Regions from separate parts of the Homo sapiens genome. Here regions 2, 3, 4 and 5 are each linked to region 1. Evidence: chromatin loops called from intact Hi-C (ENCODE). Cell type or tissue: dorsolateral prefrontal cortex. All regions are shown on one strand. Each heading gives the region's core, and the rest is flanking DNA. Links, peaks and the distances in the headings are about the cores only. Region 1 has its middle 53 kb from the start of NT5M. Region 2 overlaps TOM1L2 (target of myb1 like 2 membrane trafficking protein). Region 3 overlaps PEMT (phosphatidylethanolamine N-methyltransferase). Region 4 has its middle 35 kb from the start of SMCR2. Region 5 overlaps ATPAF2 (ATP synthase mitochondrial F1 complex assembly factor 2).

Region 1 (6,053 bases), core at 346-5,345:
TGGCATTCTCTTGGGGCCCAGGTGTTCCTGGGTAAAGCAGGGCCTGGGGTCAGGAGCTGGGCTTCCATCCGAGGTGGGTGCCAGATGCTCAGCTTGCAGCAAAACCACAGGACAGGCAGAAAGGGTCAGGCCAGAGCAGGCCAATTCTTAGAGGCCAGAGGGGCAGGCCCAGCCACTGAGGTGGCCTCAGTTGTCAGTCTTGGGGCCAAGGAGGGTGAGGAGAAGGGGATATGAGCGAATTGATCTTCCACCGTGTGACTGGCCTGGCGCTTACATATGCAATGGAGACAGCACTTTGTAGACAACTCCTGTTGCCTCAGTTTTCTTCCCTGCACTCCTGCCAATCAGGCCAAGTGATGACCCCCACCACCCCATGGGAAGGTAGGGCAGGTGTCATCCAGGACAGGAAGTCCATGGGGTAGGGAGGAAGGAGATGACCTGGGGAAAGGTCCCACTAGACTGTAATCTGCCCCTGGTCCTAGGTGGGAGGAGAGCCTCGGAGGGGCCACGCTGTTGGAGGATGAGCCAGGGCCCTGGGAAGTGACCCCCATTTGTCTTGGTTCAATAGTAGTTGTATGTGTTGGGGGGTATGAGCAAGAGAACAGGAATCCCACAGAAACCCCAGCTGGTGAGGGGCTGGTTCTGCATGGCATGAGAGAGGTTGAGCAGGTGAGCCCCAGGTAGAGCCCCAAGGCCCCCTGCTCTTCCTCAGCCTGGAAAGGAAAAATCCAGGGGATTCTGTGTGCTTGTGGAGGAACCACGGTCAAGAACTTTGGTGGGCAACTGCCTGCTTGGCGAAGTGAGCTGGGGCTGAGGGCTGCGGGGGACCATGCGGTCTGGGGTCAGATGGGAGCTGCAGCCAGACCTGAGGGGCTCAGAGCACCCCTGGGGCCCAGGCTGGGCCTCAGGAGCAGGCCCCTCGCCGAGCTTCAGGAGCTTCAGCAGGCAGGGCGGAGGCCCACCCGGCGAAACAAGGCAGCACGGCCAGGCCCTGAAGCAGAAGCCAGCTCCTGGATCCAGATGTGCCCGTGGCAGGGAAGGAAATGAGGGAGACCCTCTCAAGCACAGAGGGATCATCAGCCCCTCCAGGGCATGGAAACTTTGAACGACTCAATGCTTCCCCGAAAGAGCCTGAGTTCAACCAAAGACCGCTTTAATGGAAAGACTGAGTTCATTTTAATTGGCAATTAAAAAAAGTGATTAGTTGTAGTTAATAGGGAACAGTTATTTGCACATCTGAGTTTTTGCATGTGCACCCGATTCTGTTACACCTGCGCCTCATTTAACCCTTCCTATACCCTGCATCATGGTGTCAACCCCAGGAAACCAGGACTCAGAGAGGCTCATTGGCAAGCCCCAAGCCACACAGCAAGCAAGGCTGGGGTGGGAGCTCAGCCCCCAGAGTTTGCTTCAGAGGAGAGAGGGACAAGGAGTCTGCAGGACAGGGCCTGGCGCTGCCATCGACTTGCTGTGTGACTGTTCTCTGAGCCGACTTCCTCTGCTGACAAATGAGAGTGGGTCAGCATCCATGAGAAAGGGTTGAAGGAAATAGGGACATTTATTCCAGAATGTTGCTGCTTGATTGAGGGAACTGACTTCATCTGTAAAGCAAGGCGGTGGGCTCAGGGGAGGGAGTCCTAAATGGGGAAGAGGGGCCTTCCACAGGAACTTGGAGTCCTTCCAGGGACATTGTCCTGGTGTGGCCACCAGGTGGCAGCACAGCCCCCTTCAAATGACTGCTCGCGCGTGCTTATGATGGGGCGTGCATGGGTACAGGCAGCTGTGGGGAAAGAAGGGGGAAGGGCCCCATTCCCTACCTGCTCTTCTTGCCCTCCTGGGCCAGCTCTTCTTCCCCTTACGCCCCGGGCTGCTGTGGACAAATGTCTGATGGGCCCAGGGCGCCAGCCAGACTGAGGACCCGTGAGCAGCCTACCAGGGTAGGGGGCTCACCCTTGACCAGCAGAAACCTTCTTGTCCCCAGCCACAAACCTCAAGCATGCACTACCAGCAAGACCTTAAGGAGGCCTGAAGAGGAAAGTCGCTCTGCTTCCAAGCCAGGGCTTTGTGCAGGTTTCAGCTGGGCCTCGGGCTGCACCTCTAGCCCACCCACAGCTCCCTGTCACGTTGGGGATGAAGTGGGATCTCCTTAGCTTAGCACTGGAAGAAGACCCTTCAGGACCTGGCCCTCCCCATCTCCCCGGCGCTCGGGGCTCCTGGGGCTCTTCGCATGCCTCTCTCCTGCGGCTTTGCACCTGCCGCTCACCTGTCTTTACCGGCGCTTTCTGCACAAGCCCTGGCTCTGACTTCCCTGCAGCAGGGAGGCAGTGTGGGCTGTGTCAGCAGCAGCTTTTGCAGTGTTACCTTTATCCAGAGCTGCCCAGGCCTGGGGGGCTAGGCTGAGGGTGCCCTGCGGCTTTGGAGAGGGAGAGGCTGGGTCTTCACGCGCTACAGTCCAAAAAAGACTCTTTTCCTCTGGGCTCTTACAGGCCCTAAGCCAGTTTATGCCAGGGCTGTAACAAGATGACTCTTAAGGGTAGAAATATGTACAAATAGTAGCCAAATTGCCTGTTCAGGAATCGTCTCTGCCCAGTTGGCAATTTGGATAAAATTACAAAAAAAAAAAAAAAGTCCTTGATTAGATTTGGCAAGGCTGGCTTGTACTCACAGGTCGGGGCCTAAAGGAACCCAGCAATAATCAGTCTCCTTAAAATTTAGAAAGAAGCAGGGCTGAGGAGATGCAAACAGGCTGTGGGCAGAAATCTTGTATTCTCACCCTGGTTTTCTGCTACTCCTGGTAGTTTTGGCTCCTTGGAGAATGATCAGGCAGTGGTGTGGGGCTGCAATTCACACAAATGGCCACTGGATGATGCCAGAGGACCGGCTCTGGATGCTTAAGTCCTCACTGCCTCCCTGGAGGGACCTCTCTTGGGGCCTGCAGTCACCACCCAGACCAGACCTGCCCCATGTTCTGGTCCCATAAGGATGTTCCTAATGATCAGCATCTCTTTCTGACCCCAGGCACGTTCTGGAAGCTCCTGTGGGCAGGCCCTGGGGGCCTCAACCACTTGGTTGGCCGGGGGGCAAGATGAATCACCAGAGCTGTGACTTCACCTAAAAGAGCAAAGTGCTGTGGGCATTTGAGGCCTCAGAGACAGACTGGGGGGTGGCTGGGGTTTTGCGCAGGCCTGGCTAGGAGGAAGGCAGGTGCCCAAAGACATCCATGGGTCCCTGTTCTCATGGTAGGTTCCATTTGCTGCAGGCCCCTCCCATGGTCCCAGCACTGAGCGCCCACACACGCCAGAGGTTGCAAGCTGGCAGCCCTCAGAAGCACTTTGGCGGCTCACTGTATTTTTTCAGGGTACTTTTATATCCTCCACCGCAAGTCCTCAGAAGGTGGGCACAGACGGCTGGGCTGGTTGGGCAGTAACCTGACTAAGCATCCTGCCCCAGGATTCAGTCCCCCCGCCCTCAGACCCAGCCCTGGTCCCAGGTTTGTCACCTCCTGGCCCCCTATGGCATTTGAGACCCTGACCTCTGCCTAAACAAAGCAGACGATGGTTTTCCCTGACATTCCCACACCTCACCTTGGTCTGTCTTTCCCGCCTGCCCCCACCTCCAGCCTGAATCTCTTCCTTCCCTCACCACTTATTTCAAGCCTGTTCTTCCTTGAAGGCCCTGCCCGCCTGTCCCTTCCGCCAAAAGGTCCCCGACGACTCCAGCCCCCCGGGTAGTCTATCTCTTCTGTCCCCTACAGGACTCACTGCCTAGACTGCTAACTGCAAACAGACACCAGGGAAGGAGTTGACTTTCTACGGCGGTGGCAAGGGAGAAATGGGGAGAGGATCCTACATATATTGAGCAGATGCCAGACACTTCATCACGTCATGAATCCTGGTGAGGATGAAATAAGGTCCACATAGACGTTTTCTTTGTTTTTGAGATGGAGTCTCACTCTATCGCCCAGGCTGGAGTGCAATGGTGCCATCTCTGCTCACCACAACCTCAGCCCCTCCCAAGTTCAAGCGATTCTCCTGCCTCAGCCTCCCAAGTAGCTGGGACTACAGGTGTGAGCCACCACGCCTGGCTAATTTTTGTATTTTTAATAGAGACAGGGTTTCACCATGTTGGCCAGGCTGTTCTTGAACTCCTGACCTCAGGTGATCCACCTGACTCGGCCTCCCAAAGTGCTGGGATTACAGGCATGAGCCACAGCGCCCAGCCCACATAGACTCTTTCTTTCTTTCTTTCTTTCTTTTCTGAGACAGTCTCGCTCTGTCGCAAAGGCTGGAGTGCAGTGGCACGATCTTGGCTCACTGCAAGCTCCGCCTCCCAGGTTCACACCATTCTCCTGCCTCAGCCTCCTGAGTAGCTGGGACTACAGGTGCCCGCCACCAGGCCCGGCTAATTTTTTGTATTTTCAGTAGAGACGAGGTTTCACTGTGTTAGCCAGGCTTGTCTCGAACTCCTGACCTCAGGTGATCCACCCGCCTTGGCCTTCCAAAGTGCTGGGATTAGAGGTGTGAGCCACCGTGCCTGGCCTAGACTCTTTCAATTCTGTGAAAAGTCATGCTGAGAAGGTGCAGTCCAGGCTCAGCTTGACTCCAGGGCTGATGCCCAGCACCTCAGGCTGCAGAGATTAAGATGCCCAGAGGCATGCAAGAAATAGAAAGGGATGGGGTAGCAGGTGACTCACACTGAAGCCTCCCCCATCATCCCAAATCCTCTAAGGGGACAAAAAATATGTTTTTAAAATTCACAACCACATTGAAAACAAGACTGGTGCGCTTGGTTGACCAGACACTATGCTGAAGGCCTTAAAGGCAGAAGAGGCTGGGGCCAATGGTGGGAGGGGGCTGGCTGCTGCGAAAAGTTGGGGCCACTGTAGGCCCCTGGGCCCTGATGGGATGATTGTTCAAGGTACTCAGTAGGAGCCACAGGTGAATTCAACCCTCTTCCTGACCACCACCACCACACACACACACACACACACACACACACACCCAGACCAAGCAGATAACACAGGTATCTGTGTTTTGAGGGAGTGGTCATCAGAAGTAATGTGAGTGCAAGGCTTGAAGGGGCAGGCACTGTCCTGGAAGGCTGGTGTGTTTAGGGAGAATGGAGGCCCCCATGCACAGAACATTAGGTAGTGGCTGGTGGTGCATTCTGCTACCCCACGAGTGGGGCAGGCTGTGGGAGAGAGCTGTGATGCTTGCAGATTGGCTAACCATGAACTTCAGACACAGAGATGAGCCTGTGAATGACAGGCAGCAAACTCCTCAATGAGAGAATTGACACCCAAGGAAAGGGAGTTAAGGCACCAGGATGAGGACTTAGAAAGGTGTACTCAGTATCCCTGGAGAGATGGGATAGGCTATTGGATCCCCAAAAAAATCAACTAGAGAATCTAGAAAGTTAAAATCTGGTCATTGAAAAAACTCCATAAATGGGATGAATAGCAGAATGGACACAGCTGACGAGCAAAGAAATGAGTAAGAGGATTGAGTTAAGGACTTCTAGAAGGCAGCATGAAAGGACAAAGAGATGGAAAGCACAGAATAAAAGTTAGGATACATGGAGGACAGAGTCAAAGTTTCATTTTCTGGTCCCAGAAGACATAACCAAAAGAATGCAGGGGAAGAAATTTTCCAGAGCTGAGACTGGCAATGTCCCAGAACTCTGCCAGTGCCTATCAGGATAAATGAAGAGGGAGCCTTTGCTGGACAGACATGTTGAAATTTCAGAACACTGGGGATAAAAAAGACTCTAAATATTTCAGACTGAAAACAGACGACTTGCAAAATAATGGAATACAGGAAGCCAGAAAAAAAGAAGAAATTATCTTTAAAACCTGAAGGAAAATAATGTCTAAGACGTTTAGCATTGATAAAATTCCTTTTTGAAAGAATTGTTAAATGATATGCCCTAGCAAGAAGAAAAAGTAATCCAAGAAACAGAGGCTGAGTGCAGTAGCTCACACCTGTAATCCCAGCACGTTGAGAGGCCAAGGCAGGAGGATTGCTTGAGGCCAGGAGTTTGAAACTAGCCTGGGA
Region 2 (6,053 bases), core at 372-5,371, 500 kb after region 1:
ACCTGCCTGGAAAAAAGAAGAAAAGTTTAGTAACCAAGAATCCCAACAGGATAACACATACTCATGCCAACTACTCCCGTGCCCTTGGAAAATCTCCAGGAGATCACAGAAGGTTGACCAGAGCCGCTTCTCTCAATTACGGCTATCAGGGTTGGGAGGGGGTCAACTTTTCAAAGAACCAGCTTTTACAAAAGCAATTCTACTTTTTTCTTTTTCCTACATTTTTTTTTTCTCTTTTCTAGTGGCATGTGTATTCTTTTTCTAAACTCTTGAATACTAAATTTAGGTGTATTATTGCCTTTTAAAATATTTATTTGAGATGAGGTCTCACTGTGTTGCCCGGACTGGTCTCAAAAACTCCTGGGCGCAAGTGATCCTTCCGCCTCAGCCTCCTGAGTAGCTAGAATGACTTTTTCTTTTTCTCTTTTTGAGATGGAGTCTTGCTCTGTCACCCAGCCTGGAGTGCAGTGGTGCGATCTCGGCTCACTGCAACCTCCGCCTCCTGGATTCAAGCAATTCTCTGTCTCAGCCTCCCAAGTGGCTGGGATTACAGGTACCTGCCACCACACCTGGCTAATTTTTGTTTCTGTTTTTTTGAGATGGAGTCTAGCTCTGTCGCCAGGCTGGAATGCAGTGGCACGATCTTGGCTCACTGCAACCTCTACCTCCTGGGTTCAAGCAATTCGCCTGCCTCAGCCTCCCAAGTAGCTGGGATTACAAGCATGCGCTGCCACGCCCAGCTAATTTTTGTATTTTTAGTAGAGATGGGGTTTCACCATGTTGGCCAGGACGGTCTCAATCTCCTGACCTCGTGATCCACCCACCTCAGCCTCTCAAAGTGCTGGGATTACAGGCGTGAGCCATTGTGCCCGGCCCTAATTTTTGCATTTTTATTAGAGACAGGGTTTCACCATCTTGGCCAGGCTGTTCTTGAACTCCCACCTCGGCCTCCCAAAGTGCTGGGATTACAGGCGTGAGCCACTGCGCCCAGCCCTGGGATGACCTTTTCTTGACTGACTTGGTTGGATTTGATTTGTAGAGGTGCGGCTACACGATTTTCTCCCATTCATTTTATTTTATTTATTTTTGAGACGGAGTTTCACTCTTCTTGCCCAGGCCCGAGTGCAATGGCATGATGTCGGCTCACTGCAACGTCCGCCTTTGGGTTCAAGCGATTCTCCTACCCCAGCCTCCTGAGTAGCTGGGATTACAGGCATGTGCCACCATGCCCAGCTAATTTTGTATTTTTAGTAGAGATGGGGTTTCTCCATGTTGGTCAGGCTGGTCTCGAACTTCCGACCTCACGTGATCCGCCCGCCTCGGCCTCCCAAAGTGCTGAGATTACAGGCATGAGCCACTGTGCCCAGCCTTCCCCTTTTTTATTGTGTTCTTAATTTCTCCCTTGGCCTCGTTTTCATTTCGAGGTCAGCATGGCTTGGGATGGGACAAGGTAACCTGAAATGCTGCAGGTGGGCAAGAATATGTGTAGACACACACAGACACACACAGCCCACATGCTCTGCTGCCCTGTATCGCTAAGGCTGTGGCCATGGCATTGCCCCATGGAGCAGCAAACATGAAAAGCAATCTGATGGCCGGGCATGGTGGCTCACATCTGTAATCCCGGCACTTTGGGAGGCCAAGACGGGCAGAGTGCCTGAGGTCAGGAGTTCGAGACCGACCTGGCCAATATAGTGAAACCCTGTCTCTAGTAAAAACACAAAAATTAGCCGGCTGTGGTGGTGGGCACCTGTAATACCAGCTACTCAGGAGGCTGAGGCAGGACAATCGCTTGAACCTGGGAGAGGAAAGCTGCAGTGAGCCAAGATCGCGCCACTGCACCCCAACCTGGGCGCCAGAGCGAGACTCCATCTCAAAAAAAGCAATCTGCCTACTGCTGGGTGGAAAACCTGCTGGAGTCATCAGGACCTTTGAAAACAGGGAGCTAGTCCAAGCCACACACACAAAGGGTGAAGGGCGGGAAGTCACTCACATCTCCTGGGCTCAGACCCAGGCCTGGGCGCTGATAATGGCAGGGGTGCAGCAGGACACACCCTGGCATGGACAAGGCAGGTCCTGGACCCAGAGTGAGGGACAAATGAGGTCAGCCTCATAGGGGCACAACAGGGCTGCTCCCAGTGCAGGCCAGGGTTGGCCACGAGGAGGGGATGTCCTCACCAGGCAGTATCCTGGTAGGCCCCTGGCTGGGCTCTCTAATGCCCACGCTGGGGCAGGTGGGAGGACATTCTAAGTAATGGGAGAATCAGAGCCATGAGCACTGCATTGATTTTGAGTGTCCCAGTCTCAGGGGTTCAGGTGGCACTGCCCACTCCTGTGGAAAGGCACGGCACTGAGGACCCAAGGCAGCCAGCTGGCTCTTCTGCGCCCTCTGGTGACCAGTGCAGAGGGATGCATGCCCTCAGATCCACCAGGTGAAGACCAGCATGGATGAGGGAGTGAGTCCCTTCCCCCAAGAAGGAGCATCCCGTGGAAACCAGCACTGCTGCCTGCCTGGGCCCATTGGACAGGGGCTTCAGAAGGCTAAAAATTGGGACCCAGTAAGCAAACAGCCCTTTGCAAACCTTCCTGTCCAGTGGACAGATGATCACTGCCCTCTCTAGCCCAGCTGGGGGACCCAGACAGGAGTTCCAGCTGTTGTCGGCAGCTATTCCAAGGACCCTCCTCCTCCCTGCCCCTGCAAACAGACGTGCATTCATACACATTTCTTTGTTAGGCAAAAACAAAAATCTCATGAGAAGCATTAAGACACACATTCTTTCCCCTTCAGTAATCCGAAATTGTACAGAAAGCATGGTTATGTTTGGGGAGGCCCAAACACATACCATTCCCTCCACTTCACTGTGCCGCACCCCCTCACCGCCACAGGACACCCTCCCAGCCACCACCCAACTGCACCAGCTCTGTAAACAAACCCTGGCTCTCGAGTGCCTTCTAATGGGGTTGGTACTGCTCTGCTAGGCCAGTGACAAATGGCCATCAGAGATGTGGCTCGGGTCAGCATTGTCCTTCCTGGTGCAGGCCATGGTTTTATCAGAGCACTGACCACCCTGTGGCACTGTAACAGGTGACCATAGGAGACTTGTGCCTGGAGAACTTGGGGCCACTGTGGTAGGAACAGCAGGGGTTCTGGAAATGGACACTAATCCTAGGATTGGAACCCCAGCTTGCTGTCTGCTCTCTGGGTGTCTCAGCCTGTCTCCCACCTGCCTGGGACTGTTTTCTCTTGGGTGGATTGGGAAGCTCATGTGTGGCCTCATCTCACGGGGTGAGGTGAAGACTCAATGAGGCACTACCTGGGTTCCACGGGGTGTCCCCCGTGGGTCTCTCCCCCAGGGTGTCCCTGCCCCCTGTGCAAGCCAGTTTCTGCTGAATTACCCAGCCAGCTTTGCCAAACCACCTGACTTTCCCTCCAGAAGACTCCAGGCAGAAAAACAGGGTTAAAGACCTACCCCTTCTGAACTCTGTTTTCGATTGTCTAGTGCAGAAGCAAGTCCTCCGACAGCCTGAGGATCCTCATAGGTTACCCTGGAGATGAAGAAGCAGCACAAGCAGAGTTCATTTTCCTCCAGTGGTCATGGAGGGATGGGGTAGTGGCCTGTAATCACTTCTATCCTATGGTCCTTCCTCAGATGTCCTTGGAAAAACATTTCCTGAAACCTTGACATTGAGCAGAGGCTAAGGGCTCATGTTGTCTGTCTCCCTGCAGTGGATGCTAGGAGGCCTGGGTCCTAGCTCAGGCTGAGCCACTAATCTCTGCGATCTCAGATTTTGTGCACCTCAACATCCCTCTCTTGAGTAACAATACTGAGCATCTCTGAAGCTGAATGTCCAAAGTGCCCTAATACTCCTCAGAGGGAAGACTAGATAAACACAAAGTAACATTAATTCTTATTTTATTAGCAGCAGCCTCAGTGGCATTTGACAGGGAAGGTGGTCTCTGGGACCCGGGCCTGTCACTGATTATGGGAGGTCTTCCTCCACTCTCCGACTCCTTTAGCTATATCTGTTTTACAATCAACCTTTGGTGGTGAAGGGTACATGGGACCTTGGGTTTCTGCTTACCCTACTGAGCCCCAAGCAGGACTCAGGGTGCTGAGTGCACCAAGATGCTGGGTCCCTGGGAAAGGTGGGAAAAAGTGTGTTTCACCCGCCTTTAGGCTGAACAGAAAGCTCAAAACATGTACAGTGCCTCCCTGAGATGTAGGAGATTCTCTCTTTTGGAATCAACTCCCTGAATTCCAGATGGCTCATCCTAGCCAGAGCTGCTATCAGAGGAGCCTCTGCTCTGACCACTTATTTTAGTCAGGAAAATCTCGCTGTAAGGAATGGGTTCACCCTGCATGGCTGCACCCTCCTGCTTCCAAGCTTCTCCTGTGGATGAGGGGCCAGGCAGGGTGGTGTCTGCAGCAGCAGCAGCATGGGGAGAAAAGAGAAAAGCTGTCTCTTACAACTGACAGGAGAAATCACACTCCAATCAACCCCAAGGGCAGGAGAGTGTGTGTGTGTTTGGGGGGGTGGGGGAGGAGGTGGGCAGTTGGTATTTATTCAGTATCTGCATCTAATGCCAAGTCCTTACAGCCATGCTTTAAAGTTCCTGGCAGTCCTGGACATGGTAAATAAATGCCTTTTTGTGCTGGCCTGTGACCAGGCATGGGTCAATCCCCCCAATATCTTTAGAGAGCCACTAAAAGGGGCCCCACATACGTCTTGCGCTGCTCAGCCAAGGAGTTTCCTCTCGTCTGGGCAAACATGTCAAAGCCGTCACGGGGATTACATTGCTGGAGTGAACTGAGGGTGCCACTGACGCTCTCTGTCCCCAAGTCTGTGGCAACAAAACAAATGGGTGGCAGATGAGAACAAAATGTAGACTGTAGATCTGATGAAGGGCCCCCAAGCTAGGACGCCAGCCAGGTGGGTTTAGGTTCCATGGGGAGGGTGGGGCGGGACTTTCCTTGGTACTCCCAGTGCACCACATGCCGGAGGAGCCAGGGCGGGCCAGATGGGGGACAGAACAGCCACTGCCCCTCAAACTGCTCAAGGAGGCGAAAGAGTCATAACAAAAAAGAGATTGCTGGGGTGACAAGGCAGGGACTGGCGCCAGTGCACCTGCAGATTTTCCATAATGCCCTTCTCGCTTGGGCTCCTCATTAACTCAATCACAATGTCCAAGGACCTGGAACATCTATTTATTCAGCAAATATTTCTTAGGTACCCACCATGTTCAGAGCTAGATCTTGAGTAGACCAAATTGAATCTGATATGGTCCTCAGCTTCAAGAAGGTCAGAGTGGGCAAGAGACAAGCCACAGCAGTGCTTGGCTTGAGACATCAGGAAAGACTCAAAACCAACACAACAGTGGGTCTGTAAGGATAATGAGGAGGATGCTGTGGGGAGAAGGGGAAAGGCAGATAAAAAGGCACGGGGTTTGGAGGCCAGGGTGTGTGAAGTGAACAACGCTCACAGGAAAAAATTTGTGGAGGAAGTGGCTGGTAATACCTCAAATGCCAGGTAAAGGAGTGGGTGGGAAGACACTAGACTTTTTTTTTTTTTTTTTTTTAAAGAGACAGAGTCTTACTCTCTTGGCATGATCATGGCTCACTTTAGCCTTGACCTCCCGGGCTAAGTGATCCTCCCACCTTGGCCTCCCAAGTAGCTAGGACTACAGGTATGTGCCACCATGCCCAGCTGTTTTAAAATTATTTTGTAGAGACAAGGTCTCGTTATGTTGCCCAGGCTGGTCTCAAACACCTGGCCTCAAGTGATCTTCCCACCTCGGCCTCCCAAAGTGATGAGATTGCAAGTGTGAGCCACCACCCCTGGTGGACACTACACTTTTGTTGTTGTTGTTGTTTTGTTTGAGACAGGGTCTCACTCTGGATGCCCAAGCTGGAGTGCAGTGGCATGATCTCAGCTCACTGCAGCCTCAACCTCCTGGGCTCAGGAGATTCTCCTACTGCAGCCTCCTGAGTACCTGGGACTACAGGTGTGTGCCACCACTCGCAGCTAATTTTTTTGTATTTTTAGTAGAGATG
Region 3 (6,053 bases), core at 682-5,681, 210 kb after region 1:
ACAGGCTCCGCCAGTAAGCCCAGCTCAGCTCAGCTTTCCCGCAAGTGCAAGAGGCCCTGGCAGAGGACGACGCTTTCTGGTCCAGAAACACTGGCTTGGAGCCCACTGGATATGCGGCCATGCCCTGGGAGCCAGATTTCTGAGCCAGATGGAAGCAAGGGTCTCAGACAGTTTGGCTCATGCCCCCATCCTAACTTCTGACACACACACACTCACACACATGCACACACTCACACACCTACACACACACACACATGCCACCATCCTTGAGCAGACAGTCCAGATTGCAGGTATGCACTTGGGGTCCTCCCTCACAAGCCCCAGGCCCACCTGTAGTCCACCTTTTGTCTACACTCATATCCCTTTCCTTGGCCTCAACTCCTGCCCACCCTGCCCCTATGACTCCTCCAAAAAGCCCACGTGGGCCAAGTGCTGCCCTGCCTATGGCCCACCATCACCTCCTCCAGCCCCCACGACCCTGTCTCCCCACGCATTACCTGGTTATGCTCTCTCCGTAACTCCTTGGTTAATAAGTTGTGAGCTTTCTTATTAACCAAATGCTGATTTTTCTATGTAACATCTAATGTCCAATCTGACCTTGTTAATCCAGTGCCAGCCCAGGAGGGCAGGGTCCCGTCCCGGCACAGAGCTGCCCCAGAGCCAGGACTTGGTAAAGCGCAGGGATTGCAGCATTTCAGAGCTAGATGGGGCCTCAGCTGAGCGTCCTCACTTTACAAATGGAGAAACCGATGCCCAGGAAGGGGATGTGAATGACAAGGGTACAGGGCCTGGGCTGATCCCATAGCACCTACAAGGTCGGCTTTCCCGGCACCTGGAGGGATCCCTTGGGGCACTCAGAAACGAGCCATAGACCGCTGGCTGGGGATCTGAAAATGGAAACTGAGGCAGCAGCAGCAGCAAACTCACACTAAGGGTGGTAGGCAGGTGAGGGAGCTGCAGGTGAGGAGGTGACTGAGGTGAGGCAGGAGCACCCACACCTTTTCTTCCTTCTCCTCCTCCTCCTCTTCCTCCTCCCAGGAGCCAGGAGAAGCACACCTCACCTTGCCCACAGCGCCACCTACCGTCTGGCCACCCTGGGGTGCAGCTGCTGCCAGTACCAGCCAGCAGGTCAAACATCCAGGCCCAGGAAACCCCAGGCCCAGCCAGCGGCCCAGCGCAGCAAGTGGACTCTCACCTCCCAGAAAGGAAAAGCTGCCTCTTCCCAAACAACTCTCCAGACTACAGTGGCCAACTGTCCTGTTCTGCCCAGGACTGACTTGGGTTCCAGGGAAAGAGACTCTCAGGCTAAAAGCAGGAAAGTCCCCGGCCAGAGGGACAGGTCAGCGTCCTGATACAGACATAAGGCCTGCTGCCCCTCTATAGGTATCCTCTGCAGGGCCAAGGGCTGGGGCTTTGGTCTGGTTGACAGTGAGTGTCAGAACACCTGTCTGCAGCTGACCTGTCAAATGCCTTTCCTCTCTGGAGCACATGTGCAGGAGCCACCCCCGGCCCAATGGAGCGAGAGGTCTTGGGCAGGGTGCACTGTGGGAGAGAGGGGCCTCAGAGGGGAGGAGCTGCACACTGACCTTGAGGATGGACTTGGGTGTCCCCAAGCAAAGACCTGCACATGAGAGCCAGGCACCCAGGGAGAGCAGAAAGCAGGGTGGCCACGCAGGGCTTGGAAGGGGACAAACAAAGGCACCAGGAAGCACCCTCCCAAGGCTGGAGGAAACCGGCGTGACCCCGTGTGCATCTGCCGTCTTGGCAGGATTCCTTACAGCTCCCCTTCAGGTTTACGGGGTCCCAGTGAGGAAGGGAAGTCAGACACAGGCAACTCTGCCTAGAAATCCTTCTAGGTTGGAAGTAGGGTTCCAACTTGCTATGTCTCCAGCAGCTTTGATGTTGGTTACATGCAACTGGTCTTCAATAAAGTTAAAATACCAAAGCATGTGCACACTTTGCTCTTGTAAATAACTGCTCAAGGCAGCTGCTGTGCCTCCCATGCTGGCTCCCTCGGGACAACACAGGGCATGGCAGGGCAGGGCAAGCAGGGGGGCTCTGGGAGCTGGAGTGGCACAGGCTGCCTATCTTATCTTCACTGGGATGCCAGGAATCGCTGAGCCTGCTACAAATGACTGCTGCTCTTTACCTCCATGCAGTGCTTTATTTCACAGAGTCGGGGTGTGCATAGAACCTGGCACAATGGAGCCTCACCTTGTCCACCAGGTGCCACTGCAGAAAACCAGTCAATGGGCAATCCACGCTCACAAAGCCAATAAACACTGCCTGGACATCCATTTCTGCCAGGCATGGTGCTGGGCACAGGCACTGAGCTACAACAGGTGCCCTACCCTCCTTGACACAGAAGGTCAGGCAGCAGCTGCCACCCGGAGCACTGCACATGCCAGGATTGGGGACACAGAAGCAGAGCAGGCTCCGCTTCAACTCTCTTAGGATGCTCCTGGGAAGGGGACAGTGAGAGACAAACAGTGACAGCAGGTATGGCAGGCTGTGCTGAGGGGTAGGTACTCAGAACGCCCAGGCAGCCATGGCCCTCAAGGGACATCAGGCAATGTCTGGAAACCACTCAGATGGCCTGGGCTTGGGGTACTACTGACATCTAGTGGGCAGAGGCCGGGGACATTGCTGGACACCTGTAGTGCCAGGGATGGCCCCAAAAGTCAGCAACCCTGAGTCAGAGAGGGCAGGGTGAGGAGGCATGAGGGAGGGGACACCTGACAAGGACCACTCCAAGCTGCGGTAACAAAGGTCTGTGGGCAGCCTTGCACAAGAGAAGCCAGATCACCCAGAAAGGCCCAAGACCTGGGATGACTGAGGATACAGGTGGGAGGACGCCTGCCAGAAGGGCCTCCCGGGACAGGGGAAAAGTTCCATTTCCTGGAAAACCTGGGGACCTCTGAGCATGGCCCTCAAGGGTGGCTAGAGAGGAGCAGTGGGGAGACTGGCTGCAAGCAGCTGCTGCTGGTGATCTGGCGGGGGTGATGGCACGAAGCCAGGTAGAGTCCGCGAGGGTACAGATCCGGGGGCAGGTGAGAAGAGGGAGTCCATCCTGGTCCTTGGACCACTGCCCTGGCATCTGGAGTGATAGGGAAAGAACAGAACATTGGGGAGGTCTTGGCAGGGGCTCCCTTTGGAGACTGGAGACTCCCACGTAGGGCCACAGTGCCTGGACCCAAGGTCCTGAAGCCCTGAGGAGTCCAGGCCACAGACTGAGACTCAGATGACAGAGGGAAAAGCCTGTCAGTCCCTCTGTGACACCTTGATCTTTGTTTCCTGAGCCCTTATCACAGTGTTCATTACAAACATATCTGTGCTCTGGAAGGACAGAGGTCATTCACTCTCTGAGGACACACACAGTGCCTGGTGCATGGCAGGTTCTCGGTGACTATTCGCTGAGCAAATGAACATCAGGTGGAGGAAGCAGAATTCACAAGAACAGCAGGAAGAGAGCCAGAAAAGCATCGTGGCGCACAGGAAGGCCGGTCTCCAGGAAGAGTGAGGGTCCGCAGTGTGAACTCCCCCAAAGACCCAGAAAGAGAAGGCCGGGAAAGCCTCCCATGGTCTGAACAAGGAAGAGCAGGAGGAGGCCTTGGGAAGAAATGTTCCAACAGAGTGGAGGAGATGCCAGCTGGCCAGGTGGAGGGAGGGGTGGGAGCAGGTGGCTCACCTAGGAAGCCTGGGAGGGAAGAGGGAAGGGACGGAGTGGGTGCTGATGAGCAGAAGCGGGCAGCACCCCAGCCCAATGCTGGGAAAACACTCCCTAGAGCCACAGCCCAGAAAGGCACACAGTGGGCCTGGGGCCAAGGCCCCTCTCCAGTGCCCCCAGCTCCCCAGGAGTCCAGACTCACACACAGTCTGTTTTGTTTTGGGTTTTTTTTTTTTTCTGATACAGGGTCTCACTCTGCCACCCAAACTGGAGTTCAGTGGCTTGAGCACAACTCATGGCAGCCTCGACCCCCAGAGCTCAAGTGACCCACCCACCTCAGCCTTCCCAGTAGCCGGTGCTCACCACCACACCTGGCTAAATTTTGTATTTTTACAGAGATGACATTTCACCACGTTGCCCGGGCTGGTTTCGAACTCCTGGGCTCAAGCGATCCGCCTGCCTTGGCCTCCCAAAGTGCTTGGGATTATAGGCGTGAGCCACCATGCCTGGCCTTCTCACACTGTCTGGAGCCCAAGGACATCCGTGTCTGACACAGGCAAAACCGAGCTCTTCCTCCACAAGCCTCTCCTCCCACGGTTGCCCCAGGGCAGCCAACGGCCTTGCCTCCCACGGGTCACTCAGGCCCAACCATGGGCTGGCCAAGCCACCTCTCTCAGCTCTCCCTGATCACTGCTCCCACCTCCGCCAGTCCCACTGTGGTCAAGCTGCCATCTGGGGCCTGCTGGCCTCTCAGCTCCACCTTTGTCTCTTCTCCTCTGTCCTTGGTGCAGTGACCTTGAAACTCTGACTCAGATCATGCCACCTCTGCAATGGCTCCCAGCTCAGAGTCCAGGGAATGTCTCTCCCCATGGCCCGCAAGGCCTGCACCACCGTCCCCAGCCACCTCTCCGTCCTGCTCCTCCATTCTCCCTCTGCCTGGCTCCAGCGGCAGCTGTCCCTTAAAACCTCCGAGGACACTCAAGAGTGCCCCAGGACTTTTGCACTTGTGTTTTCCTGACAGAATGCTCTTCCCCAGACACCTGAGGGCCCTCCTGCATGAGAATCAGGTTTCTGGTGAAAGGACACCCATCAGAGAGGCCTTCCCTGACCACCACCCCTGTCTGTCCCTCCCCTTGCCTGCTGTGTCACCGGCAGTGCTATACATTCATTCACCACTGAAGCTGCTGCGTGAGGGCCAGGGGCCGGGATGGTGCCCAGCGCACAGTAGATGCTCAATAAACATTTGAAGAATGTATGAATGAACCTCTTCAAGCTTCAGTCTCCAAAGGGGATATTAACAGCATTTGCTGTGAAGATTCATTGAAATACTGCATGACATGCACTGGGCACAACACCTGAGCATGAGTCCCGCCACCACCAGCCAGCCCTCCGCAGCAACTGCAGATAAAAATATTCAAGAGCCAGGCGTGGTGGCTCATGCCTGTAATCCCAGCACTTTGGGAGGCCAACGCGGGCAGATCACCTGAGGTCAGGAGTTCGACACCAGCCTTGCCAACATGGTGAAACCCTGTCTCTACTAAAAATACAAAAATTAGTCAGGCACAGTGGTGCATGCCTGTAATCCCAGCTACTCAGGAGGCTGAGGCAGGAGAACCACTTGAACCTGGGAGGTGGAGGTTGCAGTGAGTCGAGATCGTGCCACTGCACTCCAGCCTGGGCAACAGAGCAAGACTCTGTCTCAAAAAGAAAAAAAAGGCCTGGCGCGGTGGCTCATGCCTATAATCCCAGCACTTTGGGAGGCCGAGTCAGGTGGATCACAAGGCCTGGCCAAGATGGTGAAACCCCATCTCTACTAAAACTACAAAAAAGTTAGCTGGGCTTGGTGGCAGGTCCCCGTAATCCCAGCTACTTGGGAGGCTGAGGCAGGGGAATCGCTTGAACCTGAGAGGCAGAGGTTGCAGTAAGCCAAGATCATGCCACTGCACTCCAGCCTGGGAAACAGAGTGAGATGCTGTCTCAAAAAAAAAAAAAAAGAAAAATTCAGGAAAAAAATAAAAACAAAAAGTAATAACATAAAAAATAATACAGTGTAACTACCCAGCATGTACACTGTCTTGGGTATGATAAGTAATCTAGAGATGATGTAAAGTATATGGGAGGGTGGGCATACGTTATACTCGAATACAACATTGTTTCCCATCAGGGACCTGAGCATCTGCCGATTTTGGTATCCACGGGGAACTGGAACCAATCTCCTATGGATACCCAGGGACAACTGCATTGATAACTATTAAGTTATTTAAGTGCTTCCCTGGTTGTGGCCTGTTGGCCTGTCTTTGTTTTTGTTTTTTAAGACAGGGTCTTGCTCTGTTGCCCAGGCTGGAGTGCAGTAGTGTGATCACAGCTCACTGCAGCCTCGACCTCC
Region 4 (6,053 bases), core at 409-5,408, 290 kb after region 1:
CCTGGGGTATCGGGGTGGGCCCTGAATGCCATCACTAGTGTCTTTATAAGAATGGGGAAGCAGGCCATGGGTGGTGGCTCACGCCTGTAATCCCAGCACTTTGGGAGGCTGAGGTGGGAGGATCACCTGAGGTCAGGAGTTCAAGACCAGCCTGGCCAACATGATGAAACCCTGTCTCTACTAAAAATGCAAAAAATTGGCCGGGCACGGTGGCTCACGCCTGTAATCCCAGCACTTTGGGAGGCCAAGGCGGGTGGATCACAAGGTCAGGAGCTTGAGACCAGCCTGGCCAATATGGTGAAACCCCATCTCTACTAAAAATACAAAAATTAGCCAGGCGTGGTGGTACACACCTGTAGTCCCAGCTACTCGGGAGGCTGAGGCAGGAGAATTGCTTGAACTCAAGTGGCAGAGGTTGCAGTGAGCTGAGATGGCGCCACTGCACTCCAGCCTGGGCAACAGAGTGAGACTTCATCTCAAAAAAAAAAAAAAAAAATTAGCCGGGTGTGGTGGCACGTGCCTGTGGTCCCAGCCACTGGGGAGGGTGAGGCAGGAGAATCGCTTGAACACAGGAAGCAGAAGTTGCAGTGAGCTGAGATTGCACCACTGCACTCCAGCCTGGGTGACAAGAGTGGAACTCCATCTCAAAAAAAAAAAAAAAAAAAGAATGAGGAGGCAGAGTGATGACCACACACAGAAGAGAAGACAGGGTGCAGATGGAGTGGAGAGACCTCCAAAGATGCTGGCCTGGAAGACGGCAGTGATGTGGCCACAAGCCAAGGAAGGCCGGCAGCTGCCAGAAACTGGAGGAGGCGAGGAACAAGTCTGCCCTAGAGCCCTGCAGAGGGAGCACGGCCCTGCAGACACCTTGATTTCTGCACAGTGACACTGATTTCAGGCTTCTATCCTCCAGAACTGTGAGAGAGCAAATTTCTCTCACTTGTGGCAATTCATTACAGCAGGAAACAAACACACTCGCTAACCCTTTACTCCAATTTACCAGCGCCCTCCTCTGCTCCTGCTTATGGAGTGTATGTCATTCCCAGCTGGAATGCCAACTGAGGGCAGGGTTTTAAGAGCCTTGTTTTTCACTGCACCCTAGGGCTCACAGCACCAAACACAGGTTGAATGCACAACGAATGAATGAATGGAGGAACCAGTATTTTTTCATTTTTCAAAAGTAATAATAACTTTTACATGAATGTGGGCTTAGGCATATGCTTAGAAAAAGTCCCAAGGGGGCCGGGTGCAGTGGCTCATGCCTGTAATCCCAGCACTTTGGGAGGCCAAGGCAGGCAGATAACGAGGTCAGGAGAGCAAGACCATCCTGGCTAACACGGTGAAACCCCGTCTCTACTAAAAATACAAAAAGTTAGCCAGGCGTGGTGGCGGGTGCCTGTAGTCCCAGTTACTCGGGAGGCTGAGGCAGGAGAATGGCGTGAACTCAGGAGGCAGAGCTTGCAGTGAGCCGAGATTGCACCACGGCACTCCAGCCTGGGCGACGGAGCGAGACTCCATCTCAAAAAACAAAAACAAAAAAACAAAAAAACAAACAAAAAAAAGTCCCAAGGGAATCTACACAAATTTCTACCAGCACTTAGCACCAGGAATGAAACTACAGAAAGCTTCACATTCCACAGTGAACACTTTTGAGGGATTCAAGAACCTCTATTAATTGTTATCAAGAAACCAAATAAGAAAAGCAAACCATAAGGCCGGGTGAGGTGGCTCATCCCTGCAATCCCAGCACTTTGGAAGGCTGAGGCAGACAGATCACTTGAGCTCAGGAGTTCGAGACCAGCCTCGCCAACATGGCGAAACCCCAAAACCCCATCTCTACTGAAAATACAAAAAATTAGCCAGGCGTGGAGGTGAATGGCTGAGGCATGAGGATCACTCGAACCCAGGAGGCAGAGTGAGCTGAGTGAGCTCAGTGAGCTGAGATCGCACCACTGCACTCCATCCTGGGTGACAGAGCGGGACCCTGTCTCAAAAAAAAAAAAAAAAAAAAAGGCAAACCATGAAGAGGAGAGGAGCACCATTTTTTCCAAAAGGGTGATTCTCTATGGAGTTGGGGTCTGGAGAGCATCTGCTTGAATGGAAGTCGCCAACAGGAAGAAAGCCATGCTTTGCAGAGGCCTCACTAGCCTGGAGAGCCACCAGGGCCCTCAAGGGCAATCAAAGTTCCCATCATTGGACTAAGAGGGGCAGGAACGTCCACCTGTCTTTCCTCAGATAAGAGAAGGGGCTCTTGGAGACTTTGGGGGGCCATTTAGACGTTGAGAGCTTAGTTCCTACACCACAGTTCCTACACCACTGATGGCTGCTGCCATGTTTTATTGGCGACCTGCTCCGGGCCAGGCACGTGGATTGTTTTTAATCATCTCGGCAAAATCTCAAGGTGGGGCCAGTCTTTGATTTATGGAGGAGAAAACCGAGACTCTGAGAGGTGGTTTGCTCAATGTCACACAGCTGGAAGGTGGCAGAGGTGAGAGGGGCCTCTGGTCTGCACTGACCCTTCTCATGAGGCCACATATACCCACTACCATCTTAGCGCATGTCTCGGGGTCTGTAAGGATTTTCCACACTCGGGCAGTGCACCTTCTGGCCATTCCTGGGTCCTTGCAACACTGGTATCTCCCCAGTTCACCAGTCGTTTAAAAATGCTTAAGGGAGTTCAATTCTGCCCCAACACCAGGCAAACAGTGCCACCTGGCGGATGACAAGGACAGTACAGGAATTACCATGTGCCCTTGGGAAACTGTCCCCAGGCAGTTGTGATTCTAGGCCAAGGGCAGAGTTGTTTTCTTTGACTTCATAAGAGGGGCAGGAGAGGAGGCCCACTGTTACCACAGCTGAAAATCAGAGGGCTGGCCCTGTCTGGGTGCTTCTGACAGCGAACCCAGACTTTCTGGGTCCCCTCTATGGTATCCTGCCAAGAGATCATCCAGCTTGGGCTTAAATACGTCCAGGGTGGGGGTCTCACTCTCCATGTGTCTTCATCACAAAGTTCTTGCTATCTCCGTGTAACATCTACTCTTGGCTCTTGCTCTACTTCCACGAAGAGCTCATCAACCTTTCTGCCCTCTGACAGCCCTTTGGAGGATCCAGGGAGCTCCACTTTCTCCTCCAGACTAAGCAGCCTCCATCACTGCTCTCAGGACAGGAATCTGGCTCTTCTCCCTGAAGTCATGCTCCTCAGGTCTTCCTGGCTTGAGTGCTTGTGGTTGGGAAGTAGGATGGGAGGGGCAGAGACAGCTTCATTTTGCTGTATCCGATAGTGGAAGTGCTCTTCTCCCGACACCTGCCATGGCTGGAATCTTCTCACCATTCAGGTCTCAGCTCAAATATTACCTCCTTGGTAAGGCCTTCTCTGACCACCCTGGGCTCAAGTAGCCTCCCCAGGCCCACCCTCAGCCAAACCAATGGCACGTTTGCAGCCTGCCCCACCCCCACCCCCAACCTGGCCATGAGCTCCACAGGACAGGGATTTGTCTGTTGTGTTGGGTATTGAGTCCATGGCCGTGGAGCAGTGGCCAGCATCTGCTGGCTTGATCCTCACCGGGATGAAGAGCAAGGTAGGGCAGTGGCTCCACTGGGCTCCTCCAGAAGCAGAGCCTGGGATAAGGGCAAATAGTTAATTTGGGAGATATCCCCCTAAAATTCTTTTTTCTTTTCTTTTTTCTTTTCTTTTTTTTTTTTTAAGAGACAGAGTCTTCCTCTGTTATCCAGGCTGGAGTGTAATGACATGATCATAGCTCACTGCAGCCTTGAACTCCTGGGCTCAAGCGACATTCCTCAGCCTCCCAAGTAGCTGGGTCTACAGACGTGCACCACCGTGTCCACCTAATTTTTAAAATTATTTTTGGTAAAGACAAGGTCTTGCTTTATTGCCCAGGCTGGTCTCAAATTCCTGGGATCAAGAGATCCTGCTGCCTCAGCCACCCAAAACACTGAGAATTCAGGTATGAGCTACCATGCTTGGGTATCCCCCAAAATTCTAATGTTGAAGTCCTAACCCCCAGAACCTCAAGAGTGTAGTTGTCCCTTGATATCCACGAGGGATTTGTTCCAGGACCCTCACAGTAGATACCAAAAATCCAAGGATGCTCAAGTCCCGTGTATAAAATGGCATAGTGGCCAGGCGCAGTGGCTCACGCCTGTAATCCCAGCACTTTGGGAGGCCGAGGTGGGTGGATCACCTAAGGCCAGGACTTTGAGGCCAGCCTGGTCAACATGGTGAAACCCCGTCTCTACTAAAAATACAGAAATTAGCCGGGTGTAGTGGCACACACCTGTAATCCCAGCTACTCGGGAGGCTGAGGCAGGAGAAATGCTTGAACCTGGGAGGCAGCAGTTGCAGTGAGCCAAGATCGCACCATTGCACTCCAGCCTGGGCAACAAAAGCAAAGCGCCATCTCAAAGAAAATAAATAAATAAATAAATAAAATGACATAGTATTTGCATATAACCTAAGTGCATCCTCCCATGTACTTTAAATCATCTCTAGATTACTTATAATGTCTAATACAATGTAAATACTACATAAATAGTTGGTATACTATATTTTATTTGTATTTTTGTTGTTGTGTTGTTATTTTAAATTAATTTTTTTTTCTCGAATATTTTCAATCCATGGTTGGTTTGATCCCTGGATACCAGAGAGCCAACTGTAACCTTATTTGGTGATAGGGTCTTTACAAAGGTCATTAAGTTAAAATGATGTCAGTAGGATGGGTCCTAATCCAGTACGAGCCATGTCCTTATCAAAAGGGGAAATTTGGACACACACACACATAGAGGGAATTCTGATGAGGTGAAGAGACACAGGGAGAAGACGGCACTGATACGCTGAGGAGAGAGGCCTGGAATAGAGCCTTCCCGCACACTCCTAGGAAGGGCCCTTCCTTGCCAACACCTTGATCTTGGCCTCACGGCCTCCAGACCATGAGAGAGTGACGTTCTGTTGAGGCCCCCAGTCTGTGATGCTTTGTTACAGCAGCCCTGGCAGACTAACACAGGCACCCACTGCACCTGCACAGACAGGGCCGTGGATCCCTTTACAGGTGAGAAGGCTGAGCCAGGGGAGGGAGGTGACTTGTCCCTGGTCACTCAGAACCAGGCAGGCCACAGACCCAGGTCTCTGAACTCAAGACAGGAGGATCAAGCCCCCAATCCCAAGCCCACCCCACTCCCCAACATAACCCCAGTGGCCTGACGATGGGCCCCTGACCAAGGGTAAGCATTGGAAAGCCCAGCCTCGCTCGGGTAGGCCTGGGGACAAAGATGCACATGCACACACCCCGCTCAGGCCTCACTGGGAAGTGGATGTGGGGCAGGGAGGAAGTGGGGGCCTTTGGGACACATGGGAGCAAGGTGGGCTTCCAAGACAACACCCACCACCAAAAATCACCAACCCAGATGTGCCCAGGCACCAAACCCCAAATGAAGGTCTGACCAGAACGGCAGCTGATGAACACTGCCCAGGGATGCAATCGCTGATTCAGCTCACGCTGAGCTCAGCCCCAGGGCCCCCGTGCCCTCAGTGAGCTCAGCATCTTATGGAGGACGTGTGTATGCAGACAGCCGCAGAAGAATGCTTATTCCTGGGACAGGTCAACGCCTCAGAGCCTGTGGGAATCCGGGGGTGCCCTAACCAGAACAGAGTGTCAGGGAAATCTCCCTGGAGGAGGTGGCCCTGGCATGAAGTTTTGAGAGACAAGGAAGCATTAACTGCCACAGTGAGACACCACTTGATGGTCACTACCAACAAATGGGAAATATGTGTTGAAGAGATGTGGGGACCTAGAACCCCCGTGCGCTGCTGGTGGATGTGTAAAATAGCAGCCACTATGGAAGATAGTGTGTTGATCCCTCAAAAAGCTAAACATAGGCTGACCACATGACCCAGCAATCCCACTCCTAGGTGTATACTCAGGAGAATGGACACATCCACGTGAAGACTTGTACATGAGTGTCCATAGCAGTATTATTCCTAACAGCCAAAGATGGAAACGACCCAGGTGTCTATCAACGGATGAACAGGCAGATAG
Region 5 (6,053 bases), core at 337-5,336, 680 kb after region 1:
CGCCACCACGCCTGGCTTTTTTTTTTTTTTTTTTTTTTTTAGTAGAGACGGGGTTTCACCGTGTTAGCCAGGATGGTCTTGATCTCCTGACCTCGTGATCCACCTGCCTTGGCCTCCCAAAGTGCTGGGATTGCAGGCGTGAGCCACCGCGCCTGGCCTTTTTTTTTTTTTTTTTTGAGATGGAGTCTCACTTTGTCGCCCAGGCTGTAGTGCAGTGGCGCGATCTCGGTTCACTGCAAGTTCTGCCTCCTCGGTTCACACCATTCTCCTGCCTCAGCCTCCCGAGTACCTGGGACTACAGGTGCCTGCCACCACGCCTGGCTAATTTTTTGCATTTTGTTTAGTAGAGGCGGGGTTTCACCATGTTAGCCAGGATGGTCTCGATCTCCTGACCTCGTGATCCGCCCACCTCAGCCTCCCAAAGTGCTGGGATTACAGGCGTGAGCCACTGCGCCCAGCCTACTCCAAATATTTTTATGTTTTCCCATCATATCAGTTTTCTATAAATCTCATTTGCTATCACTAATACTTACAGACAGAGGGCCCAAAATTGCATTCCACATTTGCACTTACTAAACTAAGGCCCAAATTGTTTTCCCACAAAAATATGTGTGTGTCTACCATGTGTCTTGGCACTTGGGATACAAGAGTGAATAAAATAGACAGAGTTTAAAGTGTTTTTTTAGGCCAGGCGCGGTGGTCACGCCTGTAATCCCAGCACTTTGGGGGGCTGAGGCGGGCGGATCACGAGGTCAGGAGATTGAGACCATCCTGGCTAACACAGTGAAACCCCATCTCTACTAAAAATACAAAAAATTAGCCGGGCGTGGTGGCGGGCGCCTGTAGTCCCAGCTACTTGGGAGGCTGAGGCAGGAGAATGGCGTGAACCCGGGAGGTGGAGCTTGCAGTGAGCTGAGATCGCACCACTGCACTCCAGCCTGGGTGACAAAGCAAGACTCCATCTCAAAAAAAAGAAAATAAAGTGTTTTTTTAGGATCAGATCTGTCCACCAAGATGATGTTGTCTTACTATGGCACCTTCATCTGAAATCACAACACTGATTATCTCATACGTTTGACACTAAAATTAGAAGTTTACAGCACCCTACTGCTTTTAAATTTCTCTACATGCTGTCCTGGTCATATCCAAATGGCAGGCTAGACATGGGTCTGGAGGCCTCCTTTCCTCTCTCAGGTCTGGAGTGAGGTAGACCATGTCCTTTGTGTTTTCCAATGCAACAGGCTGGGCTGCATGTATAAAAGCCAGGCCAGGCAGGAAGTTGGGAAGGGCTCTGAAAGCTCTGACTCAACACTGGGGAAAGGGTCTTCCCATGTCAGCAGGAAGAGCCAGCAGAGTGTACAAATGTACAAGAGTGAGCACTCTAGCATACTTCCAGGCCCGGTCTGGGAAGTGAACCCAAGAGACCTGGGGCAGACGAACAGACTCAAGGCAGGAACTGCCAGCACAGGGCTGAACCTTCAAAAGCTCCTGGGACAGCCAGGTTTCCCAAGAGGGAAGTCTTTTTTCTGTTTTGTTGGCCAGGCTCACTTCTGTAACTGAATAAGAAAAAACTAGATGGGAGTGGGATAGATGGAGGGCAGGGAAGAAGCCACCAAAAATTTCTCCAAGCAGAAGAAAACCATGCAGAAAATGAGACGGCAGAAGGGCAAAAGAAGCCCAGGGGCCGCCAGGCCTCAGATTAGAAGGCAGGTGCACATAGATGTGTTTTAGCCAGGGGCTCTCCTGAATGACCCACTGACACTTGGAGGGGCAAACGTGTCTTGGAACAAGCTTTGGTGAGTACTGATCATGTTCCAGGACATACAAGTCCTGGGGATGGGACATGTGCAAAGCTCATCTCTGCACTCTCCAGCCATTTACTGTCTAGTAGGAATACAGACACTAAACCAGGCAAACAATAAGGTGACTTCTGTGATGGGGCAGGCACGTGGAACGATTAGTCAGAATTAAATTGCAACTTGAAGGTGAGGCAGGAGGTACCAAACTTTCTGATTGATTCAATTTTTTTTTTTTTTTTTTGGCAGAGCAGGGCTGTGGAAGTAGTTTCCAGATGAAGAAACAGGTTGCATGAAGGACCAGGGTTTCTAGAGAGCAGTTGTGGACTAGACAGATGGTCAGAAGGAGAATGCAAGATTCTCTAAGATGCTAGAGAGGGCAATGGGGCCACATATGGGGGACATGTAGATCACTGCAAAGACAGCAAAGGGAGCCAAGTAAAGGCTCCACACAGGCATACAGGAACTTGATCTGGGGCCGGGCATGGTGGCTCATGCCTGTAATCCCAGAACTTTGTGAGGCCGAGGGGGACAGATCACTTAAAGCCAGGAGCTCAAGAGCAGCCTGGCCAACATGGTGAAACCCTGTCTCTACAAAAAATTAAAAAATTGGCGAGGTGTGGTATTGCCTGCCTGTAATACCAGCTACTCAGGAGGCTGAAAATCAGTTGAACCCAGGAGGCGGAGGTTGTAGTGAACCAAGATTGCGCCACTGCACCCCAACCAGGGTGACAGAATGAGACTCTGTCTCAAAAAAAAAAAAAAAAAAGAACATGATCTGGACAATTCGTTTGGGGGATCCATGTTCCCCAACAATGTCACATAAGACAAAATGTGAGACCACCAGAAACCTATGAAGCTTCCATGTTCTCGGTGAATACATGGTTAGCAGACATCAATGGTAACCCTGTCTTTAAAGATGAAAAAAATCAGCCTAGCTTTGTAGGATCATGCAGAACTGGCCTTTCCTTTAGAAAGATTACCAGCCTCAGGAACCACAACTCCCACAGTGCACCAAGAAGAGGAAGTACTGGTTTCAGAGCTGTCTCAGTGCCTTTATCTTTTAAAACAGTGCCATCTGGTGGGCCTTAAACCTTAAAGGTGAAATTCTAACTCCAGGGCCATCTGTAATCCTAGGGCGGCTCTAACCAACTCTTTTCAGGTATCAAAATTCTTCAGCCCAAATACATAAAGAACTCTTACGACTCAATAACAAAAAGACAAATAGGCTGGGCATGGTGGCTCGAGCTTGTAATCCCAGCACTTTGGCTGGCTGAGGCAGGTGGATCACTTGAGTCCAAGAGTTCAAGACCAGCCTGAGCAACATGGCAACACCCTGTCTCTACAAAAATACAAAAATTAGCCAGGCATGGTGGCACGTGCCTGTAGTCCCAGCTACTCAGGAGGCTGACATGGGAGGATCACCTGAGCCTGGGAGGTTGAGGCTGCAGTGAGCCATGAACACACCCCTGCACTCTAGCCTAGGCAACAGACCGAGGCCCTGTCTCAAAAACAACAACAAATAACCCAATTTAAAAATGTTCAAGTCTGAGAGACCGAGGTGGGAAGATTGCTTGAGTCCAGGAGTTTGAGACCAGCCTGGGCAACATAGCAAGACCCTGTCTGTACAAAAAAATTTTAAAGTCAGCTGGGCATGGTGGCACACACCTGTAGTTCCCAGCTACTTTGGAGGCTGAGGTGTGAGGCTCGCTTGAGCCCAGGAGGTTGAGGCTGCAGTAAGCTGTAACTGAGCCACTTGCACTACAACCTGGGTGACAGAGCAAGACCCCCTCTCTTTAAAAAAAAACAATGGTCAAGGGATCTGAATAGACGTTTCTTCAAAGAAAATATACAAATAGCCATTAAGCACGTGAAAAGATACTCAACATAATTCATCAGAGAAATGCAAATCAAAACCACAATGAGATACCACTTCAAACCCTTTAGGACAGCTGTAATAAAAAAGACAACAACAAGTGTTGAGATATAGAGAAACTGGACCCCTCAAACACTGCTGGTGGAAATGTGAAATGGCACAGCCACCTTGAAAAACAGTCTGGCAGATCCTCCAAAAGTTAAACAGAGTTACCATTTGACCCAGTAATTCTACTCTTAGGTATATGTCCAAGAGAAATGAAAACATATGTCCACACAAAAACTTGTACATGAATGTTCATAGTAGCGTTATTCATATTAGCCAAAAGGTAGAAACGACCCTGTGTCCACCAATGGATGAATGGATAAGTAAAATGTGGCATATTTACACATACAATGGAATATTGTTTGGCAATAAAGAAGAATGGAGTCATTGATACATGATACAAGGTGGATAAAACTTAAAAACGTTTGGTCATGGTGGCTCACTCCTGTAATCCCAGCACTCTGGAAGGCCGAAGCAGGAGGATCACTTGAGGCCAGGAGTTTGAGGTCAGCCTGAGCAAGACCCCATCTCTACAAAGCACTAAAAAGCTAGCCGGGCATGGTGGTGTGTGCCTGTAGCCCTAGCTACTTGGGAGGCTGAGGCAGGAGGATCACTTGAGCCCAGGAGTTTGAGGTTACAGTGAGCTGTGATCGTGCCACTACACTCCAGCCTGGGCAACAGAATGAGACCCAATCTCTTAAAAACAAAAAAAAACAAAAAAAACCCAAACTTTAAAACATTATGCTAAGTGAAAAAGTCAGTCAAAAAAGACCACATTCTATTTATATAAAATGTCCCAAACAGGGAAATCTATAAAAGAACAAAGGAAAGTAGTAGTTGCCAAGGGATGGAAGTAGTAAGGGTGGATGATAGCTAAAGGGTGCAGGTTTCTTTTAAGGGTGATAAAAATGTTCTAAAATTGATTGTGGCAATGGCTGTACAATTCTGTAAATATACTAAAAACTATTATATTTACACTTCAAGTAAATGAATTGTATAGCAAGTAAATATCTCAATAAAGCTGTTAAAAAAATCCTTCAGGCCAAATGTATAACATTTAGCAAACTTTTTCTGCAAAGAATCAGATAGTAAATATTCTAAGCTTTGCAAGCCATACAATATCTGTTCCAACTATTCAACTCTGCCACTGTAGTGAAAGTAGCCATAGATGATATGTAAATGAATGCATGTGGCTGTGTTCCAATAAAACTCTATTTACAAAAACAGGTGGCAGGCTGGACCCTGATCTACAGACTACATAATCTCCCTCAATCCACACCACTATTCTATGAGGATGACAAGGCAGCTAATGCCTCGGAGGTGATAGAGAAGCTAAACATCTTGTCTTGGTGACAGACAACTGGTAAATAGCAGAGACAAGACTTCTAGCCTTGACTTCATCAGGCAGTTGCATTCAGCCAGATACGCTGAATAGATAGGTTTCTCCAGAACACCTGCCACTCTGGGAGTCAATAGACCTCTGATAAGCTGGTGCAGAACTAAACTGCCACAACAACCTCATATAGGTCTTCTTGTTGCAATATCTCCTTCTCCAACACCTCAGTGACCCTTTCGTAAACTCCTCCTCTCCTTCTGATAACCTTCAATGGCATGGCCATTCCTAAGTGGCCAAGTTCAATCAGCTTGCTGACTGAAGTGTTCATTGAGAAGAACCCACTGCGGTTTAATCTTCTACTACTTCAAATACGCACAAATATCTCACAACTGGTAAGGTCTTTAGAGAGAACACGTGGGGGTCGGGGGCCGGGCGCGGTGGCTCATGCCTGTAATCCCAGCACTCTGGAAGGCTGAGGAGGGTGGATCATGAGGTCAGGAGATCGAGACCATCCAGACTAACATGGTGAAACTCCGTCTCTACTGACAATACAAAAAAATTAGCCAGGTGTGGTGGTGGGCACCTGTAGTCCCAGCTACTCGGGACGCTGAGGCAGGAGAATGGCGTGAACCCGGGAGGCGGAGCTTACAGTGAGCCAAGATTGCGCCACTGCACTCCAGCCTGGGTGACAGTGCAAGACTCTGTCTCAAAAAAAAAAAAAAGCATGCATGGGCCTGATTTATGCACCTCCCTTCTCATTCATTCATTCCTATTTTCTTTCACATTTGACTACCTACCATGTGCCAGGTACTTCCAAGAGCCTAACTAGTAAGTTTAGGCTTTTTAAAAAGGAAAAGAAGGCAGTAGATCAAGTGCCACCATTATGTAAAGTGAGCATCCACAAATCTAAATTAACCCTTTGTGGTCAGGCATGGTGGCTCACGCCTGTAATCCCAGCATTTGGGAGGCTGAGGCGGGAGGATCACCTGAGGTCAGGAGT

The links. A loop is a pair of places that touch in the nucleus more often than their neighbours do. Peaks named below come from ENCODE experiments on the same cell type or tissue, not always from the same donor. Only the 100,000 strongest peaks of a DNase experiment are listed, where the experiment ranks them.
Region 2: a loop joins it to region 1, with 2.8 times the contacts of the local background. A loop is called at or near these places in 5 of 110 quality-filtered maps.
Region 3: a loop joins it to region 1, with 6 times the contacts of the local background. A loop is called at or near these places in 75 of 110 quality-filtered maps.
Region 4: a loop joins it to region 1, with 10 times the contacts of the local background. A loop is called at or near these places in 109 of 110 quality-filtered maps.
Region 5: a loop joins it to region 1, with 3.0 times the contacts of the local background. A loop is called at or near these places in 12 of 110 quality-filtered maps.

Annotation. Positions count from the first base shown.
Region 1 is chr17:17,353,382-17,359,434 of GRCh38, forward strand. No RefSeq gene overlaps it. Among named protein-coding and RNA genes, the nearest start is that of NT5M, 53 kb to the left of the region's middle. RefSeq lists enhancers at 1,555-2,055, 2,056-2,556. In dorsolateral prefrontal cortex, for the core only: CTCF peaks have their summits at 1,711 (motif pointing right), 1,910 and 2,859; DNase peaks (open chromatin) are centred at 1,710 and 2,870; H3K27ac peaks cover 831 bases.
Region 2 is chr17:17,858,006-17,864,058 of GRCh38, forward strand. It overlaps TOM1L2 (target of myb1 like 2 membrane trafficking protein), which reads right to left. Exons shown (of 15, transcript NM_001082968.2): 11 at 4,726-4,843; 12 at 3,471-3,546. Among named protein-coding and RNA genes, the nearest start is that of SREBF1, 24 kb to the left of the region's middle. RefSeq lists enhancers at 820-1,320, 2,094-2,143. In dorsolateral prefrontal cortex, for the core only: CTCF peaks have their summits at 2,384 (motif pointing left) and 2,605; DNase peaks (open chromatin) are centred at 2,138 and 2,376; H3K27ac peaks cover 1,556 bases.
Region 3 is chr17:17,567,821-17,573,873 of GRCh38, forward strand. The region is part of intron 2 of PEMT (phosphatidylethanolamine N-methyltransferase); the gene reads right to left. Among named protein-coding and RNA genes, the nearest start is that of PEMT, 21 kb to the right of the region's middle. RefSeq lists enhancers at 1-224, 225-1,116, 1,117-2,006. In dorsolateral prefrontal cortex, for the core only: CTCF peaks have their summits at 1,089 (motif pointing left), 1,289 and 2,603 (motif pointing left); DNase peaks (open chromatin) are centred at 1,094, 2,627 and 3,047.
Region 4 is chr17:17,639,285-17,645,337 of GRCh38, forward strand. No RefSeq gene overlaps it. Among named protein-coding and RNA genes, the nearest start is that of SMCR2, 35 kb to the right of the region's middle. In dorsolateral prefrontal cortex, for the core only: a CTCF peak has its summit at 2,729 (motif pointing left); a DNase peak (open chromatin) is centred at 2,707.
Region 5 is chr17:18,030,815-18,036,867 of GRCh38, forward strand. The region is part of intron 1 of ATPAF2 (ATP synthase mitochondrial F1 complex assembly factor 2); the gene reads right to left. Among named protein-coding and RNA genes, the nearest start is that of ATPAF2, 5.3 kb to the right of the region's middle. In dorsolateral prefrontal cortex, for the core only: a CTCF peak has its summit at 2,856 (motif pointing left); a DNase peak (open chromatin) is centred at 2,838.